4 separate regions of the Homo sapiens genome follow, and all the other regions are linked to region 4. Evidence: chromatin loops called from intact Hi-C (ENCODE). Cell type or tissue: dorsolateral prefrontal cortex. All regions are shown on one strand. Each heading gives the region's core, and the rest is flanking DNA. Links, peaks and the distances in the headings are about the cores only. Region 1 overlaps HERC1 (HECT and RLD domain containing E3 ubiquitin protein ligase family member 1). Region 2 has its middle 20 kb from the start of MIR422A. Region 3 has its middle 21 kb from the start of DAPK2. Region 4 overlaps HERC1 (HECT and RLD domain containing E3 ubiquitin protein ligase family member 1).

Evidence for each region. A loop is a pair of places that touch in the nucleus more often than their neighbours do. Peaks named below come from ENCODE experiments on the same cell type or tissue, not always from the same donor. Only the 100,000 strongest peaks of a DNase experiment are listed, where the experiment ranks them.
Region 1: a loop joins it to region 4, with 2.2 times the contacts of the local background. A loop is called at or near these places in 2 of 110 quality-filtered maps.
Region 2: it touches region 4 in a loop (5-fold over the local background); 26 of 110 quality-filtered maps call a loop at or near these places.
Region 3: it touches region 4 in a loop (3-fold over the local background); 49 of 110 quality-filtered maps call a loop at or near these places.

Annotation. Positions count from the first base shown.
Region 1 is chr15:63,722,459-63,727,363 of GRCh38, reverse strand. It overlaps HERC1 (HECT and RLD domain containing E3 ubiquitin protein ligase family member 1), which reads left to right. Exons shown (of 78, transcript NM_003922.4): 18 at 1,851-2,072; 19 at 4,009-4,182. Among named protein-coding and RNA genes, the nearest start is that of HERC1, 110 kb to the left of the region's middle. In dorsolateral prefrontal cortex, for the core only: no CTCF peak of the experiment used is centred there; no DNase peak of the experiment used is centred there; H3K27ac peaks cover 356 bases.
Region 2 is chr15:63,888,691-63,893,595 of GRCh38, reverse strand. No RefSeq gene overlaps it. Among named protein-coding and RNA genes, the nearest start is that of MIR422A, 20 kb to the right of the region's middle. RefSeq lists enhancers at 416-645, 2,215-2,304 and a silencer at 572-866. In dorsolateral prefrontal cortex, for the core only: CTCF peaks have their summits at 2,214 and 2,414 (motif pointing right); DNase peaks (open chromatin) are centred at 474 and 2,415.
Region 3 is chr15:64,065,482-64,070,386 of GRCh38, reverse strand. No RefSeq gene overlaps it. Among named protein-coding and RNA genes, the nearest start is that of DAPK2, 21 kb to the right of the region's middle. In dorsolateral prefrontal cortex, for the core only: CTCF peaks have their summits at 760, 2,464 and 2,668 (motif pointing right); a DNase peak (open chromatin) is centred at 2,676.
Region 4 is chr15:63,607,580-63,612,484 of GRCh38, reverse strand. HERC1 (HECT and RLD domain containing E3 ubiquitin protein ligase family member 1) reads left to right here. Exons shown (of 78, transcript NM_003922.4): 77 at 1-234; 78 at 3,219-3,867. The coding sequence ends at 3,404. It also overlaps a transcript of FBXL22 not described here. Among named protein-coding and RNA genes, the nearest start is that of USP3-AS1, 9.2 kb to the right of the region's middle. In dorsolateral prefrontal cortex, for the core only: CTCF peaks have their summits at 1,961 and 2,162 (motif pointing left); DNase peaks (open chromatin) are centred at 1,021 and 2,164; H3K4me3 peaks cover 604 bases; H3K27ac peaks cover 4,000 bases.

The DNA.
Region 1 (4,905 bases), core at 239-4,238, 110 kb before region 4:
CAAGTGTCAAATTTACAACCATATCAGGATGTTGATTAGGCTTTATATGGAGTTGTTCCAAATTTATTCTTTCCTTTTTTCTTTTTTTGAGATGGAGTCTTGCTCTGTTGCCCAGGCTGGAATGCAGTGGCGCAATCTTGCCTCATTGCAACCTCTGCCTCCCGGGTTCAAGTGATTCTCCTGGCTCAACCTCCTGAGTAGCTGGGATTACAGGCATGCACCACCACGTCCAGCTAATTTTTGTATTTTTAGTAGAGACGGGGTTTCACCATGTTGGCCAGGCTGTTCTTGAACTCCTGACCTTGTGATCCGCCCACCTCAGCCTCCCAAAATGCTGGGATTACAGACGGGAGCCACCGCCCCTGGCCAGTTTATTCTTTTCTAAAGCGTCTCAGAACTTGCTAAGATTCAGTCTATCAGGTGAGTAAGGTGTCATTTTATTTTTTCATCTATGTTTATAACTGATATTTTTCTATAATTTTATTTTTTCATGCTATCCTTTCCTAGTTTTTACTACCAAAATTATACTAATCTCATAACATGAACGCGGAACTTTCTTTTATTCCTGTTCACTGAAATAATTTGTGTAAGATACGAGTTATCTCTTCCTGAGGTTTTAGAAGAATTTATCTGTGAAACTATCTGGCCCTGGTGTTTTGTTTGTAGACAGACTCTGGCAATTCTCATTCTTTAGTGATTAGTATTCCCTTCCATCTTATGTTTCTTCTTAAGTCCATTTTGGAAATATATATATTTCCAGGAATGTTATTTTGTTGGTTTTCAAATTTATTGGCATAAAGTTATTTGTAATATTCATGGTTTTAAAAAATCTCTAGTATATCTATGGTTATATCCTGTTTATTCCTATTTTTTGAATTTGTGCCATCTTTTTTTCTTGAGTAATTTTATTAATCATTTATCCATTTTCCTTTTAGATAACTTATCCATTATCATTTCAAATAACTGCTTTTTGGATTTTTCAGTCTCTATTTTTATTTCATTGGTATGTGTTCCTTATAGCTGTCATTTCGTGAAGTCAAGAACTTTTAAAAACAAATGTACAATAAAAAAGCATGGATCTGGGCCCGGCATGATGGCTCATGCCTATAATCCCAGCACTTTGGGAGGCTGAGGCCGCCGGATCACCTGAGGTCAGGAGTTCAAGACCAGCCTGGCCAACATGGTGAAACCCCATCTCTACTAAAAATACAAAAATTAGCCAGGCACCGTGGTGCACACCTATACTCCCAGCTACTTGGGAGGCTGAGACAGGAGAATTGTTTGAACCTGGGAGGCAGAGGTTTCAGTGACCCAAGATCATGCCACTGCACTCCAGCCTGAGTGACAGAACGAGACTCTGTCTGCTCCCCTCCACCCCCGCCCCCCAGAAAAAAAGAAAGCATGGGTCTGGATCTTAGTATTAAGACAATTCTGAATTCAGGCCTTAAAAAGCATTAAACAATCTTGAATGTCATTTTAATGGATAAATTTGTGTGTTGATTTTGGAGGAATAAACTCAGAATACTCCCTAAAGATAGTGAATTTTGGTCTGGGTAATGAAAAGTAGGAATATAATTGATTGGAATAATGTTGTCATATGTTGTTTTAATGTTTATCTTAAAATTAGTAACTTTTCCAAGGAAAATTTTATTTGATAGCATAACTTCTCTGGATATTATTTTAAATCAGTCTGGTAAAGAGAAAAAATACAGAAAGTATTATAATTTGTGTTTTCATCATAAAATATTTTGCATCAGTATCTTATTGCAGTACGGTAGGAGACTATGAGAAATATTTTGAATCTTAAAAGTACCAGATAAAGACACAATAACTAATGATTTTGTCTTTAGGAGGGCCAGAACTAATTGATCCTGCTGGTCTGCCATTACCTCAGCCAGCTCAGTCCTGGGTATGGCTTGTGGATCTAGAAAGAACAATTGCTCTCCTTATTGGGCGGTGTCTTGGTGGCATGCTTCAGGGCTCCCCTGTGTCTCCAGAGGAACAGGACACTGCATATTGGATGAAAACGCCACTGTTCAGTGACGGTGTAGAAATGGACACTCCTCAATTGGGTAATGTGCTTCTCTGCAGCATTTAAAATACATGCCTGTTTGTACCTCAGTTGGAGATTTCTCTATTCTGATTTGCTAAATAGAGAACTGACAGGCACCAATTGCAACATTAGCAGTGTAGGGAATCTGGGGCTATGACTTGGAGCCCTAAGAAAAATGGTTAAATCGTGCAGCACAATATGGTGAAAAGAGCCCCCAGAGGAAATAGAAATTGTAGGTCTGGTCCTACTCTGTCATATTTATCACTCATTTTGAGCAAGTCATCTAACTCAATGCTTCATCACTTATTTTCCGAGGCTTGGAGGTTATGAAACTGCTTCCCAGAATGTAAAGCACTGTAAGAGTACTTAACCATGACTTATCAGTGCAGCACCCCTGAGATGTGAGTGGCAGCCTCTTTTCCTCCCAGCCTGTCTTGCTTTCATGCTGACATTATATTATGTCCTAATTTTTTCTTCGCCACTTAAAGTGCCTTTAGAATTTCCCTTCTGCAGCATCTCCCATTTGTATATATTGCTGGCAGGCTAGTTCCTAGACTGAACATGAAGACTTATCTGGTACCCCAGATAATCCAGTTGTTTTATCTAGAATTGGTCCTTTAATCTCTCTAGGCTTCTAATTTTGATTCTATAAAATAATGATTTGGATTAGACAGGCTACATGATATTATTAGATCTAAAATTTATTATTTCTCTGATAAGACAAAGAGACTCAACATGTCCCTGAAGGAAAGTCTAAGAGAGACTGAGAGGAAAGAAGGAGAGCGGAAAAGAAAAGAAAAAACAAAACAAAATGAGAAAGATTATACTTTGGGATTTGGAGGGTTGGAGAGTGGGAGTGAGGGAAGCAGTTGAGGATTTTCCTCCATTTCCAAATATGAGTGTACATTCATCATTTCATTTATGAACCAGAAAGTGATTTTGGCCATGGCTGGTGAATGTTGGACTGGTGTTTATGAAACATTTTGTTAAAGAAAGTAAAATCATGGTTTTTCAAGGGGTCTTTAACATGATAAAGATAATTCCACTGCTGTCAGTGTTTAACCTTGTGACAGTCCTAAAGGACCTCCTGAGAACAAAAGTATCTCTATCTCTACCCTCTTCATATTTCTGTTATATTTATTCAATTAAACTGGCCTTTAATATGAAGAAAATCAATTTCTGTTTAATGTTATTTTTCACTTTTTAAGTTATAAAATCATGAAACTATTAAAATTTTATTTTGTTTACTTGTATGTATTAGAAAAAGGTATTAGCCTTTGTAAAATTATAAAAATACAATAATTCAGTTATACTATGGGTTGAATTGATTTTTGATACTAGCCCAAGAACCTCATCATCACTTAGAACATGGTTTTGTTTGATTTTTAAATGTGAAATGAATTCTGAATGTCAAATGTCACACTGAAAAGTTAGGAACCACCTGTACAAATATAAATATCAATTGAGAAATTGTTCATGGTATCTTTTACATGGATCATTTTTAACTGATTATTTTTACTTAAGTCTATTAAAAAAAGGTCTAGTCGCATTTTCAATGGTTCCTTGTTTCTCAAAGAGGATATCATTCCATTTTGAACGCGTTGGTTTTTTGTTATACAAGACCATTGCACGTGTAGGACATTTAGTTTCTCTGGCCTCTGCCTGCCAAAACGCCAGAGTTGTAGGGTATAGCTCAGAGGTAAAGCATTTGACTGCAAAATACCAGAGGTTTTTTTGGAGTGTCACAATTGGTAGAGTGTCACATCCTTTTGGAGAATGTAAAAGGGTTGATACTACCTCCAACTGAAAAACATTAAAGGACTTTACCTTGGTAGCATCTACTTAAAATGGTTTGAAGTTTATCATTTCATAATCATTAAATAAATGTGGTAAGATTTTATCTGTAGCACCAAAATTTATGATGTTAAAATTGGTAACGTGAGTATTTTTTTTAGATAAATGTATGAGTTGCCTGTTAGAAGTAGCACTTTCTGGAAATGAAGAACAGAAGCCTTTTGATTATAAATTGCGGCCTGAAATTGCTGTCTATGTAGACTTGGCATTGGGTTGTTCTAAAGAGCCTGCCCGAAGCCTTTGGATCAGCATGCAGGACTATGCTGTTAGTAAAGGTAAGATAAAGAAGATAAAGGGAGTAAATTTGTAGTTAGCTCATAATGCTCGCAAATATATATGCAATATATGTAAGTGAAAATTATAGGGATCACCCTTTTTTTTAATAGAAAAAGATATTTTATTAACATTTTTAAACAATTTGTTTTTCCCTTTGTGGAAAATAGTGTAACTATTTTTTATATACATGTATTCCACTTAAACCTACTGTGTGAAAATTGAGATTTATATAATACATTTATAGGTAATCATTTTACTGAAGTATAGTAGTCTCCCCATATCCGCGGGTGATGTGTTCCAAGACTCCCAGTAGATTGCTTGAAACCACAGGTAGTACCGTACCTTATATACATTACGTTTTTTCCTGTGTGTACATACTTGCCCATGGTAAAGTTTAATTTATAAATTAGGCATAGTAAGACATTAACAACAACAGTAATAAAATAGAACAATTACAATAATATGCTAACTGAATCACTACTCTTGCATTTTGGGGCCAGTATTAAGTAAAATAAGGGTTACTTGAACACAATCACTGTGATACCGCAGCAGTAGATCATAAAACCAAGAGGGTTACTAAGTGACTTCGTGAGATTTCATCATACTACTCAGAAGGGCATGCAATTTAAAAGTTATGAATTGTTTATTTCTGGAATTTTCCATTTAATATTTTTGGACCACAGTTGATCGCAAGTAACTGAAACCATGAAAAGCAAGATCAT
Region 2 (4,905 bases), core at 208-4,207, 280 kb before region 4:
GTAGGCCCTGCCTCTATCAACCTCCCTTCCCTGGAAAGAAGCATCATACCTGGGCAGGGGGGTGCTGCATGGAAACCCTGGCTTTGGAGTTAGACTGGACCTCAGGGTCTGAATCCCAGTTCTGGCACCTTCTTGGCTGGGTAACTGTTAGCAACGAACTGAGCCTCAGTTCTCCCTCTTGTAAAATGGGAATGACAGTATGCTCCCGCAGGGCTTCTGTGAGGGTGAAATGGAATGAGCTGATGCATGTGAAGTTCCCGTTCCGTTGCACTCGGAATGTGGTTGCTGCTGTAATAACCATGCTTCTTATTGACAGCATACAGTACAGGGTAAAAATAGACATGTAAGTGAGGAGCCTGGAGCAAAAGAGGAAGGAAGATCCCCTATAGTGGTTCTGCCCCTGGCAACCACTCTGGCGACTGCAAAGCATGTGATCGGTAGGGCCCTTCATATGAATAAGGGGTCATGCCTCTTGCTTCTGCATGCCATGGGCTGGGTGTGTGGCTCCCACGGCCTGCATACTCTGCAACTCTGGAGTTAGTGAAGAAGCCTCACTACCCAGCCACAAGGCACATTCTACTTTCCACACATCTGACTCCTTCAACCAGAACCCCATGCCCCTACCATGACCACCACCAAGTGCAAAGCTGCTGTGCCTGAGAGCTGCAGCAGCCAGCCCTCTTCCTGCCTGTCTGTGGCTGGTGTGGTTTGCGTAGGAGAAGCAATAATCGTAGCATCCCCACTTACCATGTGCCGGGTGGCTTGCACATATTATCTTTAGTCCTGACAACACTCCTGAGCAAGAGCTCTGGTCTGTTTTACAAAGGCAGGAAACCAAGGCTCAGAGAGGTAGATGACTTTTCTAAAACTAAATGGCTAGCAAAGTAGCAGGGGACTTTGGGTTCAAATTCAGTTCTACCTGGCTCCAAAGACTGAGTGCTTTGCACCATGCAATAGGGCTCGGGAGACCTGAAGTCCAGGTCAGGGTCATCCATTAACTCACATGGGACTGAGGCAAGCACCTCCCCTTGCTGGTCCTCAGTTTCCTCACCTGTGAATCGGGTAATGCCTAAGGTTAGGACTCTGTTCTCCCAGCATCTGACTTCTTGGAGGTCCTCTGCTGACATGGGTACAAAGAGCAGAATTGTGACCCAGGTGATCTCAGTATCCCCCAGTTTCCCTTTGGGAGGCTCTCTTCTGGCCAGGCTGGTGTCTTCCCACTGCCAGGGGGTCTGGAACCTAGCAGTCACCCCTTCTAGGAGTGCTCTGCTCTGTCGTCTGAACATTCCTTTCTACAGCTTCGAACAAAAATGTTTCAATGTCTTGTCTACGTTTTTATAATGTCTCATCTCTCTTGGGTTCTGCCATCTTCCAGAAGACCTAGGAGGGAAGCAGAGATGCTAGTCTGAACTAAAGGGTGAGGGATTCATGGGCTCCTAGTTGCATTTTTATCAGGAGCTTCTAGAAATAGTGTCACAACCTGAAAGAGCAGATGGTCAATTTAGTAACTTCATCAGTGCCTCTGAGTCCCCTTAGTCCCCTGCACATTCACTGTGATTTGTGTTCTATTCGGCTCTCCCTGAGTATAATGCACTCCCCGAGGGAGGGCAGGGACTGGGCCTTGCTCCCAGGCCAAAAGACTCGATTGATTGATGGAGCACCCAGGCCTATAGCACAGGACTGGAACCCCATCTGACTCTGCTTGTGGGAACTGCAGCCACTTCCTGAACTGCCTCCCCACCTCAGCCAGGCCTGAAATGTATTCCTTGCTAGCTAAAGAAGGGGCAAGGAGGAGGGAGAGGGTTTAGAAAGACAAGAAGCATATGGATTTCTTCTTCCTCAGTCTCTCCAATGCTTGAACCCTCCCAGGCCACAGGAAGCTCCCATGAGCCCAGCTAGGCTCTTTAGGGCCAGGGAGTAAAGCTATCTAGAAGTAACAAAAGGGAAGAGAATGAGCATTAATCAAGTTCCTATTGAGCATAGGCATTATACTAGATGTGTCTACAGACTTATACTTGTCTCCATTTTGCAGATGAGAAAACAGAGGACCTGAGAAGTTATGCTGCATGAGATAACGAGGCTAGTAGTTGGTGGAGCCGGGGTTTGAACTCAGGTCCAAAGGTATGTGCTCTTGCAGGCTGCCTCTGGGTGGCTCCTTGGGACAGAGGCCCAAGGTATGTGCTCTTGCAGGCTGCCTCTGGGTGGCTCCTTGGGACAGAGGCTGTAGAACTTTAGGCCCTCTGCCTCGTTTCCCTCAGGACCGACACAGCCAGTCCTGGAGGTCGATGTTGGGTCCGCTGGGGCCAGCCCCACCCAGCCTGTGGACACAGTGCCATGTTACTCTTTGTCCTGGTCTGCATTCACTGGCCATCCACACACATTTTTCTGAGGGATGCTTGGTAACTAAGGCCACCAGGTGGCGCTGCAAGGGCTGGGACCTTGACTGCTGGATCTAAGGCTCAGTAGGTTCTTAGCGATCTTCCATGACAGGCCAGGATTCCCCTGAGAGATTCCTAGGAAACTTTTAAAAAAATATATGGGCCCAGAGTGTCTGGTTTGATATTTTGGATTGGATTCTGGGAAACTGTTATTATTTTAAAATAGTGTTAATTTTCTGCATTGGTAAAATATTCACATGGCTCAAAAAATTTAAAGTATAAAAAGGTATATAAGCCTAGGTGCCGCGGCTCATACCTGTAAACCCAGCGGTTTGGGAGGCTGAGGCAGGTAGGTCACATGAGGTCAAGAGTTCGAGACCAGCCTGGCCAACACAGTGAAACTCTGTCCTACTAAAAATGCAAAAATTAGCTAGTGTGGTGGTGCACACCTGTAGTCCCAGCTATTTGGGAGGCTGAGGCATGAGAATCGCTTGAACCCAGGAGGCCAGGAAGGGGAGGCTGCAGTGAGCTGAGATCACGCCATTGCACTGCAGCCTGGGCAACAAAGCAAAACCCTGTCTTTAAAAAAAACAAAACAAAACAAAACAAAAAATCCTTATTGTTCAAGGGTCAATTTTATATTCAACAAAAGAAGCAAAATAGATTTTAACCAAAGTAACAAAATATGAACAATATATTCATTTGCTTTCCATCAAAACATAGATAAAACAAAAAATATTAACAAGCAATAGCTATTGATTTGGTAGGAATATGAATATCCTAGCCATAACCCTTACTTGACAAATTCACTTGATTTTTGATTAGGCAATCTCCAATTATGGTTTTAGGAATGTTTCACAGTCTGAGGCGCCAGGTTTGTGTGCCTCATGTGTTTTGTCCTTCAGTGTTAATGATAAACGCTTGCATGGCATTCTTAATTTTTGCTTGCACAAGGCTGTCTCAATACCTTTGGTCATTAGGCTGATCCCATTCAGCTTTCAAGTGATCCTGCTTATCTGACTATATAGAAGTCAACATAGCATGATGCTTCTGAAGGCTGTGGCAGATTCTTTCCAGGTGTTGCTCTGCAGCTTGACCTTTGGGAGCCTTGGCTTTAATGATCGCCACTCTGGGAGGGGGGCCCTTAACCTCCTGCTGTAGAATGATGCCAAACTGCCGGCTGCTCAAGCCTTCTTGAGATGGGGGCAGCAACTGCCACTGTCCCCCAACCACGGTGACCTGTAGGACCTGATTCCACAACCCAGAGGTCTGGTTGCCACAGTGCGCCTCACGGGGTAAGACAATTGCTTATTATACACACTGTCCTGCACTTTGCTTTTTTCACTTAAGGGTATAGAGATATTTTTTCCATATCAGTTCAGAAAAGCTTCCTTATTCTTTGTTACAAATGTATAGTGGTTCATTGCATGGATGAAACATATTTTAACCAGTTCCCTAATGATGGTTGTTTCCTTTGCTGTTATAAACAATGCTATAATGAATAACCTTGTGCATATGTCATTTCATACATCTGTAATATCTGAGGATAAATTCCTAGATGTGGTCTTATAGATCAAATGGTATGTGTGTTTTTAATTTTTACAAATACAGCCAAATTGCTCTTGATCAGAGTTCTACAAGTGTATACATCTACCAGCAAAGAACAAGAGTGCTTGTTCCTCATCAGTTTCACCAACACAGTGTGTTAGCAAACTTTACAACTTCCGTTAATCTGATAATGTGAAATGGCATCTTAGCATTCCTCTTATTATGTGAGTTTTTAAAAATATTTTCAAGATCTTTTTCTATTTTCTGTGATTTGTCTGGGGAATTTGTCTTTTTTTTTTTTTAATGTTCCTCACTTATAACCTTTGGCAAGACACAAAAACAAAAAACCTTAAAGGAAAAGATGAATAAATTTAACAACATTCAAATCACAAACTTCTATATATAAACAATACCATGAAATGTTAAAAGATATAACAGGAAAAAAAAAAGTATGTGCAACCTATATCCCAATACAACTTGCAGCTGAACTTTCAAAAGAAGGGAAAAGGCCAGAATTCTGACTGTCCACTAGCTCTCACCATCTTTATAGCTTGTAAGGAGGTGCTTGTATCACATGACTCCCTGGATCCTCACGGAAGCCCTCTGAAGTGGGTGTTATCGTCTCACAGATGCAGACTCTAGGCTCAGAGAAGTTAAGTGACCTGCCCCAGGTCACACAGCTGGGGAGAGGAGATCAGGTGATGTGCTTCCACCACACCACAGCTGCCTGAGCACCCACTCTGGCTCTGCATACATCCATGTAACCTTGGGCAGGTCTCTTGTCCCTCCACTTCAGGCATCTTCTCTGTACAGTGGGTGTGTTTTTCTCCATTGCCGCCAGCTCTAGACCACTGATGTGGAGATGGTGGCAGAAGGTGGATTAAAGTGTGGGTTGGGATTCACAGGGGCACACTGTGGAGGTGTGTCCACAGGAGAGGTGGTGAGTATAAGTGCATGTGTCATATGTGTACAGAAAGAA
Region 3 (4,905 bases), core at 477-4,476, 460 kb before region 4:
AAAGTGCGATCTAATGGTAATGGACTAAGTGGGGAAACCCAGCAAGGACTATCTCTTCAGATTCTTCTTGGCCTTTCTGTGTAGCATTCCTTCCTCCTGGGTATGGGGCAGTCTTATGACCTACTGTTAGATAAGGCAGGTCAGAGAATTTCTTTATGGCCAGCTCATGCACAGAAAGGCGGGGGAAAGTTAGAGTAATATTTCTAGGTTTTGTGGTTTGCTTTTTGTTGTTGTTACTGTTTTTGTTTTTGAGATGGTCTTGCTCTGTTGCCCAGGCTGGAGTGCAGTGGCACAATCATGGCTCACTGCAGCCTCAACCTCTCAGGCTCAAGTGATCCTCCCACCCCAACTTCCCAAGTAGCTGGGACCACAGGTGCATACCACCATGCCCAGCTAAATTTTTTTTTGTATTTTTTTGTAGAGATGGGACTTTGCCATGTTTCCCAGACTGGTATGGCTTGCTTTGAAAAGAGGTTCTGGTTTCTATTTCCTCCCTTGGGGAAGACAGATTCTGTTTTCTATGACTCCCTTTGGAGGAGGAAGGGGCAGGAGACAGCAGGGCAGGATATGGTCAGAGAGAGTCTTTGCTTTTGAGGCTGCTTCTGAGGCTTTCTATTCTTCTTTAATTCACAGCACACCAAGGAGCCATATTTTGGGTTATTGCTTTCTGAGCCCCAGTAGGAGCCACTACCTTCTTGTTTTTGCTTTTGAGACAGGGTCGCTCTCTGTCGCCCCTGCTGGAGTGAAAAGGCACCATCAGGGCTCACTGCAGCCTCAAACTACTGGGCTCAAGCAATTGTCCCACCTCAGCCTCCCAAGAAGCTGGGACTACAGATGAGAGCTACCACGCTCAACTAATTATTTATCCACTGCTTTCTTAGACCGTTACAAATAAGAAGCTTATGGCCGGGCGTGGTGGCTTAGGTTGGGTGCAGCGGCTCACGCCTGTAATCCAAGCACTCTGGGAGCCGAGGCGGGTGGATCACGAGGTCAGGAGTTCAAGACCAGCCTGGCCAAGATGGTGAAACCCCATCTCTACTAAAAATACAAAAATTAGCTGGACATGGTGTCACGTGCCTGTAATCCCAGCTACTCGGGAGGCTGAGGCAGAGAATTGCTTAAACCTGGGGGGCGGAGGTTGCAGTGAGCCAAGATTGCGCCACTGCACTCCAGCCTTGGCAACAGAGTGAGATGCTGTCTCAAAAAATAAAGAAAAAAATAAAAGAAAGGAAGAAAAAAAGGAAAAAAAAAAAGCAGCTTTCCCAGCTCCACCATGAAGCAACTGCTACCAAAACTGCAGATGTGTCCAGCAGGACACAATTAACTGTAGTTAGTGGGGGCCAGTTTACTAGGAAGGGGTAGGATTGCTATAAAAGTCTCATTGCACTCATATCCCAGGTGGTTTTCTGCATGTGTTAATACCATGGTAGAAAACAAGCCAGTGAATTGTTGGGGTTCAAACTCATTACTGATGCACCACTACTGTTAATACTCTTTTTTTTTTTTTTTCTGGGACATGGTCTCACTCTGTCACCGGGGCTGGAGTGCAGTGACACGATCATGGCTCTATCTCCCAGGCTCAAGCTATCCACCCGCCCCAGCCTCCCGGGTAGCTGGGACTACAGATGCACGCCACCAAAGCTAGCTAATTTTTAAATTTCTTGTAGAGATGAGGTCTCACTATATTGCCTAGGGGGTCTCAAACTCCTGGGCTCAAGCGATCCTCCCACTTTGGTCTCCCAAAGTGCTGGGATTAAAGGCATGAGTCGCTGTGCTCAGCCACATTATTTCTGATATCTTTTTGTATATATGAAATACAAGTAAAGATTTTTCCAAAAAACTTCATTGGATTTAGCCTGAACTGGTGGTTGTCCATGACTCAGGTTAGACTGCCTATAGGGCATGAGCGAACCCAGTTCTGATATGGACTTATTTGGGGCAGATGTACTGGATGTGGAGAGGATGTTGCTGTATGGGCTGTCAGGTTCTCTCCAAGTGCTGTTAGCACCATGCAGACCCTGGATCCTCTTCACAAAGGATGTGGTCAAGAGCACAGACACTGGTGCCAAACTGCCATCTTGTTCTAATCCAATACTCAGTCACTTAGTAGCTGTGTGACTTTGGGCAAGTTACCTAGCTTCTCTGTATTTTAGTTCCCTCGTTTGTAAAATGGGGATGATAAAATTACCTATTTCGTGGGGCCCTTATGAGGACTAAAAAAGGGAATGCTTGTAAAGTGCTGAGCACAACGCCTGGAACCTAGTAAATGCTTTATTAGGGTTTGTTAAAAATAGAGAAGGCCAGGTGCAGTGACTCACGCCTGTAATCCCAACATTTGGGAGGCCAAGGTGGGCGGATGGCTAGAGCTCAAGAGTTTGAGACCAGCCTAGGCGACATAGCGGGACCCTGTCTGTACAAAAAATCAAAAAATTAGCAGGGCGTGGTGGTGCACACCTGTAGTTCCAGCTACTTGGGGGGCTGAGATGGAAGGATCGCTTGAGGCCAGGATATTGAGGCTGCAGTGAACCCTGATTGCGCCACTGCACTCCCTCCTGGGTGGCAGAGCGAGACCCGCATCTTCCGGGGTAGGGGAGAATAGAGGAAAGGGCTGCTCGGTGCTAACTTGGAGAGTTTTTCCTCTGGGGTGGGTGCGATTATCTGGGAGAACACCAGATGGCAGCAAAGCATTATTTCTTAGTGACAGAGCATACCCACTTGGCATCAGCTGCCCTGGGTTTTCCCAAAGGCCCTGAGGGCACACTCACTGCCCCTCTAACCGGGCTGCACTAAGTGGTACCAGACCACCATGGACTTATTGCAGCCTGTGCCTTTGTTCTGACTGGAGTGATTATCACTGAAGACTTTTTTTTTTTTGAGAGGGAGTCTTGCTCTGTCACCCAGGCTGGAGTGCAGTGATGTGATCTCAGCTCACTGCAACCTTCACCTCCCAGGTTCAACCGATTCTCCTGCCTCAGCCTCCTGAGTAGCTGGGATCACAGGTTCATGCCACCACGTCCAGCTAATTTTTTGTATTTTTAGCAGAGACGGGGTTTCACTGTGTTAGCCAGGATGGCCTCCATCTCCTGACCTAGTGATCTGCCTGCCTCGGCCTCTCAAAGTGCTGGGATTACAGGTGTGAGCCTCGGCACATGGCCCATCACTGAAGACTTTCTTAGATATGGAACTCTTTGCCAAAGATTATGAATGATTTTGAGGCTTTGATACATATTGTTGAATTGGCCTCTGGAGAAATTGTACCAATTGACACCCAACCAAGAGTGGGGTAGGTGTTCCTGTTCTACAGTAATATTGGGTATTATTATTTTAAAAAATATTTGCCCAAGGTGGAGGATTTTGAAAAGGTTTTTCATTAGCATCTATTTGTAAGGTTAAACATGTAGAATTTTTTTTTTTTGAGATAAGAGTCTTTCTCTGTCATCCAGGCTGGAGTGCGGTGGTGCTTTCATACTCACTGCAGCCTCAAACTCCTAGGCTCAAGCAATCCTCCAGCCTTAGCCTCCCGAAGCGCTGGGATAACAGGTGTGAGCCACTGTGCCTGGCCTCTACTGGAATGTTAATGTTTTAAAAAGCTAATTATACAATACAAATATTAGCATTTTCTGTCACATATACTGCAAATATATTTCCTATTTTCTTGTTGTGTAAACATGTTTGACCCTATGTCATGAATGATATGACGATCACAGCATCATTTTTTATCATGAAAAATGTGCAACTTAATGACTAACAACATGTTAGTCATCTGCAGTTTTTTGTTTGTTTAAGATACCAGGATCTTGCTCTGTTGCCCAGGCTGGGGTGCAGTGGCAAGATAATAGCTCACTGTAGCCTCTAACTCTTGGGCTCAAGCAATCCTCCTGTCTCAGCCTCCTGAATAGCTGGGACTACAGGTGCAAGCCACCACACCCAGCTAATTTTTGTGTGTTTGTTTTTTGTAGAGATCAGGTCTTGCTATGTTGCCCAGGCTGGTCTTGAACTCCTGGGCTCAAGTGGTTCTCCCATTTCAGCCTCCCAAGTAGCTGAGATTTTTATATTTTTATTCATTTCTTTCTTTTTTTTTTTTGAGACGGAGTCTTGCTCTGTCGCCCAGGCTGGAGTGCAGTGGTGCAATCTCCACTAACTGCAACATCCGCCTCCTGGGTTCAAGTGATTCTCCTGCTTCAGCCTCCCAAGTAGCTGGGATGACAGCTGCGTGCCACCATGCCTGGCTTTTATTTAGTTTTTGAATGAGTAATACCACAGGTGGTTCAACATCAAAAAGCATTCAAAGGTATATACAGTGAAAAGACTCCTTCCCGATTTAGTTCACATCCTTTTCCAGTAGGTTTCATGATTAATCGCTCTTGTAGCTTCAGAGTTTTTTATGCCTGTAAATGCCAGAACACATATGCTCCTTTTTTGCTTACATTTTAGCATATGTTGTGCTAGAGTGCAGTGGCACAATCACCAGGTTCAAGCAATTCCCCCACCTCAGCCTCCCAAGTAGCTGGGACTACAGGCATGGGCCACCATGCCTGGCTAATTTTTAAATTTTTTGTAGAGGCAGGGTTTTGCTGTGTTGTCCAGACTCTTGAACTTCTGGCCTCAAGCAATCCTCCTGCCTCGGCCTCCCAAACTGTTGGGATTACTGGTATGAGCTACCATTCCTATCCAGTTTGTCCTTTTTTACTTTTTCTCTTTTTTAATTGCCATAAATATACTTTTATGGGATTTAATTTGTCATTCCTTAATTTTATGTATCCTGGACTTTTTTGGTCATAATTAGAAAGGTCTTTCCCTCTCCTAGGGGAATATTTTTCCTATCCTTCCCTTTAATACTTTTATGATTTTATTTTTAAACATTTCAATCTTTGAGTCATTTGGAATTTACACTGGCATAAGTAC
Region 4 (4,905 bases), core at 254-4,253:
CTGGAGCAGATGGTGTGTGGGATGCCCGAGATCTCTGTGGAAGTCTTGAAGAAAGTGGTGCGGTACCGTGAGGTGGATGAGCAGCATCAGCTGGTGCAGTGGTTCTGGCACACGCTGGAAGAGTTCTCCAATGAGGAGCGGGTGCTTTTCATGAGGTTTGTGTCAGGAAGATCTCGACTACCAGCCAACACTGCTGACATTTCTCAGAGATTTCAAATCATGAAGGTTGATAGGGTAAGTAAGCTATTCTTTTTTCCTTTGTAATGTCTGCCTTATTGCTTCATTGTTGTTTTTGTTGAGACAGGGTCTCACTCTGTGGCCCAGGCTGGAGTGCAGTGGCATGATTTTAGCTTACTGCAACCTCCGCTTCCTAGCTTCAAGCAGTTCTCCTGCCTCAGCCTCCGCAGTAGCTGGGACTACAGGTGCGTGCCACCACGCCTGGCTAATTTTTTTGTATATTTTGGTAGAGACGGGGATTCACCATGTTGGCCAGGCTGGTCTTGAACTACTGACCTCAGGTGATCTGGTCACGTTGGCCTCCCAAAGTGCTGGGATTACAGGCGTGAGCCAACACGCCTGGCCCTCTGCGCCTTGTTGCTTTTATGTTGGGGAAAACAAACTATGACCCTCAAGTAGGCCTGCCGATTCATGCTTATTAATACTTAGAATTTCCAGATTAATGAAAAAAATCAAGCAGTAAAATTTGTTTAGAAATATCATTTAGCTTCAGTGGGAAGAGTCCTAAGTGGATGAAGAGAGCATACTACAACCAACAACCTTCCCTAAATCTTCCAGCATCTTCCTGAGTTAAAGCTGAACTTGGCAGAAGGATCATCATACTGCCTCTTCCTGTGCTGAGGCATGGCCTTGTTTGTTTTCATGAAAATATTAACCATTAACTGGTGGGTGTGCCCCAGAAGGAACCCAAAGATGTGGGGAGCAACGATAACCTCTGTGCCCACTTGTGTTGTGTGCCTTGTGGAGCAGGCAGGGCTGCATCTCTGCCATCTGATGAAAGGCCCCAGCTGCAGAGCCCCAGCCCAGCTGTGATTTTGACAGATGGCTTAGGAATAAGAGGGCTTAGAGTCTGAAAAGCACACTGCTGCCAGAGTCATCTTTCTTAAGCACCTGTCTGACCATGTCACTCTCCTCCTTTTAGACCTTTCAGAGACCCCCTTTGTTGACTCCGAAATAAATGCCAATGACCTTAGCTGCCTTAAACACTTCCACAGTCTGGCCTCTGCCCCACTTTCTGATGTGACGTCTTGATACTTCTCATGTTCTGGTCATAATGGGCTGCTTGCCTTTCTCCCCAGTAGACCAGGCTGTTTTTAAAATTCTGTGCTTTTATGTAACCTGTTCCCTCTGCTTTAGTAAGTCCTTCTTCACACCCCTTTCCTTCTATCTCTGGCAAGCACTTACTCATCCTATAAGCCCAATGCCAGTCATCTCCTCCAAGAACCCCTCCTAGATGCTTTCCAGGAGTGCCCCTACCATTGCTGAAGGCAGACCTAGCCAGACTCCTTCTCTCCACCTCCTGAACACTGGGTACAGCCCTCAAACCCAGAACTTACTGCATTCAGTTAGGAGTGCCTCTCCTCCCTCTGTCTCCATCCCCACTCTTCACAAGCCCTCTCTCCCACATGAGCTGGGCAGTTCTCTGAGCAGGGCCCATGATGTTTGTTCAGAAAACAGTAAGGGAAGTGGGGCCTCTTCACACACAGGCCCTTCCTGCCAGTTTAAGTGTCTGGCTTTCTGGTGTAGCCAAAGCTATTCCTCCCTGTGCTGCCTCCTGAGGCTGCAGGCTGCTGCTCTGCTCCTGGGCTAGGCTTGCTGGAGAAGCCACGTGCAGGAAGGATTATAAAAGAGCCTTTCCATAAATTTTCTGCATGACTTGCCAAGAACTGTAAGTTGTAAATCTGTTTTGTTGCTTCAGAGAGAAGTAGGAAGGAGGAAATGGCTCATTTCTACTCAGCTCTGGAAACAACCCTTGCCTTATATCTGTCCTGGGCTACTCCTGCCGTTCTAGGAGTTAATCCACCACTAATCTCCGGTCTCAGGGTTGTCAGCATCAGTAACTGACTACCGTGGTCGGTTCCTCTGTGGCTTTTAGATCATTTCTACAGTACTCACATTTAGGTCATCAGAGCCACCTAGTGGCACCTCCCTTCCTTGCTGCTTTCAGTTTTTCTGCGTTGAGCTGTGTCATCACTGGCTCTGGTGCATTTGGGCTGCTGGGCCATCCACCTCCCATAGCAGGACATGTGGCTTACCTAGGTGTGGGCTCTGGGGAGGAGGGCTGATTTCAAGAGGAGGTTGAGTGAGAGAAGACAGGTTCTTTTTTTTTTTTTTAAGCAAACGTTTTAAAAATTTATAAAAACACTATAATGCCATTACTATTATTACAAATTGTTTAGAAAATAGTTATGTTTGCAAGGAGGGATAGGGAACGTATATAATCCTGTCTCTCCAGTAGTAGCTATTTTTACCTTTGTGAAATTCCTCATAGTCTTTGCCTCAATTGTACAAATTTTTATATGATGTATCTAGAATTTTTTCTGCCTTTAACCTCCTAATGTATCCTGAACACCTTTCTGTTTTGCTGCCAGTCATCATAATTATCATTTTAAATGATGCATCACCGTCAGTTGAATGGATGGACTGGAGTTTAATTGACTGCCCCTTCCTTATGTGAGCTGTGCGAGGCAGCCATGGCGCCTGCAAAGGAGGCAGAATGCACATGAGGACAGGGAGAGGAGAGGGGGCAAAGAGGCTCCCATGGCCAGCTGCACCTCACAGTCGTTCTTTCCATTCTACCTGCTCTGTGGGGGCATCCCTGCAGCTGGCTTCCAGTCTGCACCCTCTTGGTGGATGGGTATGAAGGACAGGTGCCCTCTTACTACACTCTCATCCTGTGCCAGGCGCTGTGCGTAGTGTATTCTCTCAAGCAATCCTGCCAGTCAGAGCTTCTCCTCACTTTACACACACAGGCACTGGAGGAGGTGAGGACAAGAAGGAACATCTTCACCCAGAGCCTCGAGGGCCACGGGGCAGTAGGGCCTCAGCTCATTCTATCTGGCCCAGTCTCTGTGTCCACTTGACTTAACCATGTGGCCATGTTAATTCCATCTTGAAGGCAGGGAGAGGTCATGGGCAGCCCCACTCCCCCTTATGGCACTCTGATGTCCCCAGTCACGGCTCTGGGTCTCTCTCCACAGCCTTACGACAGTCTGCCTACCTCACAGACCTGCTTCTTCCAGCTGAGGCTGCCCCCGTACTCCAGCCAGCTGGTCATGGCCGAGCGCCTGCGCTATGCCATCAACAACTGCCGCTCAATCGACATGGACAACTACATGCTCTCGAGAAACGTGGACAACGCCGAGGGCTCCGACACTGACTACTGACCGTGCGGGTGCTCTCACCCTCCCTTCTCTCCCTCAATAATGCTCACTTCTGATTTGATGTTGATATACTTTTATGGTAACTACATAGATGTTATAAGAACATAAACCAACATTATAAACAATGGCCACATTTAGTTACTCTAAATGTAACAAAGAAATTAGATGTTTTTATTTTTCTGTGATTGTACAAAAACAACAAAAACGAAGTGCTCTCAGTCAGGTTTTTCCCTCCATATTTTTGGTCACTTTTGATAAGTTTGCATGAAACCATTTTGGTGCATTTTTAGTTGGGAATGGTACATTTTTGTAAATCCACCCAGTGAACATGAAATTGTACATTGTGTATAATTGTTCATTAGAAAGGACAGTTTTACATGAATATTCATATATTTATTTTGTTTTAATTTGAATTGCCTGTTCAGGGTTCCTTATGCAGAGAAATAAAGCAGATTCAGGAATTGGAGCGTGGCTCTTGGTATTGCTTCCTGCGGAGCTTCTGACTAGGGGTTACCATCGAGGCAGACATTAGCCCAGAACAGAATGAGCTTCCAGGCTGGTCTTGCTCTGATGGCTTTTTGACCCATTCAGAAACATTTCTTTACATTGAGGGTGGGCTTCACTTGGAAATAACGTATCAGAGAACCGTGTGGTTCTAGGAGATCCCTCTGGGTTGGAAGCCCCTATTTTCCATTGTTCTTCTGTCATCCTGGGTCTCTCTGACTTTGTTCCCTCAGCTGCTCCGCCCCTCTCAGTACCACGCATCCTTCTCTGGACAGCCCCAGCTACCTCATGTGGAGGGCGACTCTACCAGACAAGGAGGAAGAGGACCACAGTAATGCCATCTGGCCCTTCCTATGAAGAACCTACAAAGACAAAATGAGCACGTGATGGAATTAAAGAACAGGGTAGTTTACAACATGTCTCAGTGGGGAGGGCAGCCAAGTGGAAGGTGTTACAGAAAGGCCAGCAACTGCTAGCAGGCACTTAGCATGTATCAATGAGTGAATGAGTGAGTGAATGTGTGAATTAGCATGAGAACTGATGAGTGGCTTTCATATCCTTGAATGATAGAATTGTGCAGAGGTCTGGGGAAGGGGTTACATTCTTGGTGCTCAAACTCAGCTAGCCCCTGCGGGCCCTGAGTGCTGTGTGTGTGTTCAGCAGCATCAGGGTGAGCCTGTGTTTCTGGGGGAAAGGGCCATCTTGAGAGCAGCTGGGAGGGCTTTGGCCTCTTGGAGTGTGTGCAGGAAGAGGGGAAGGCCTGTGGACAGCTTGTCTCCCTCACCTACAGCAAGTTCATGCCACAGGCTACTTCCACTGTACTTCGCGGACAGGGTCTTTGCCGACAGCCTGCTCAAATGAGGTGCCAGACAGACAGCCCTCTGCAGGCAGTTATTTTCCACAAGGAAGATAGGTGTATGTCTTCAAAGAGAAATTAAAAGAAAAATAAGGTTTTGCCAGCTAAGATAATGTGGTAAATGGATCTTTCTTAGTGAGAATA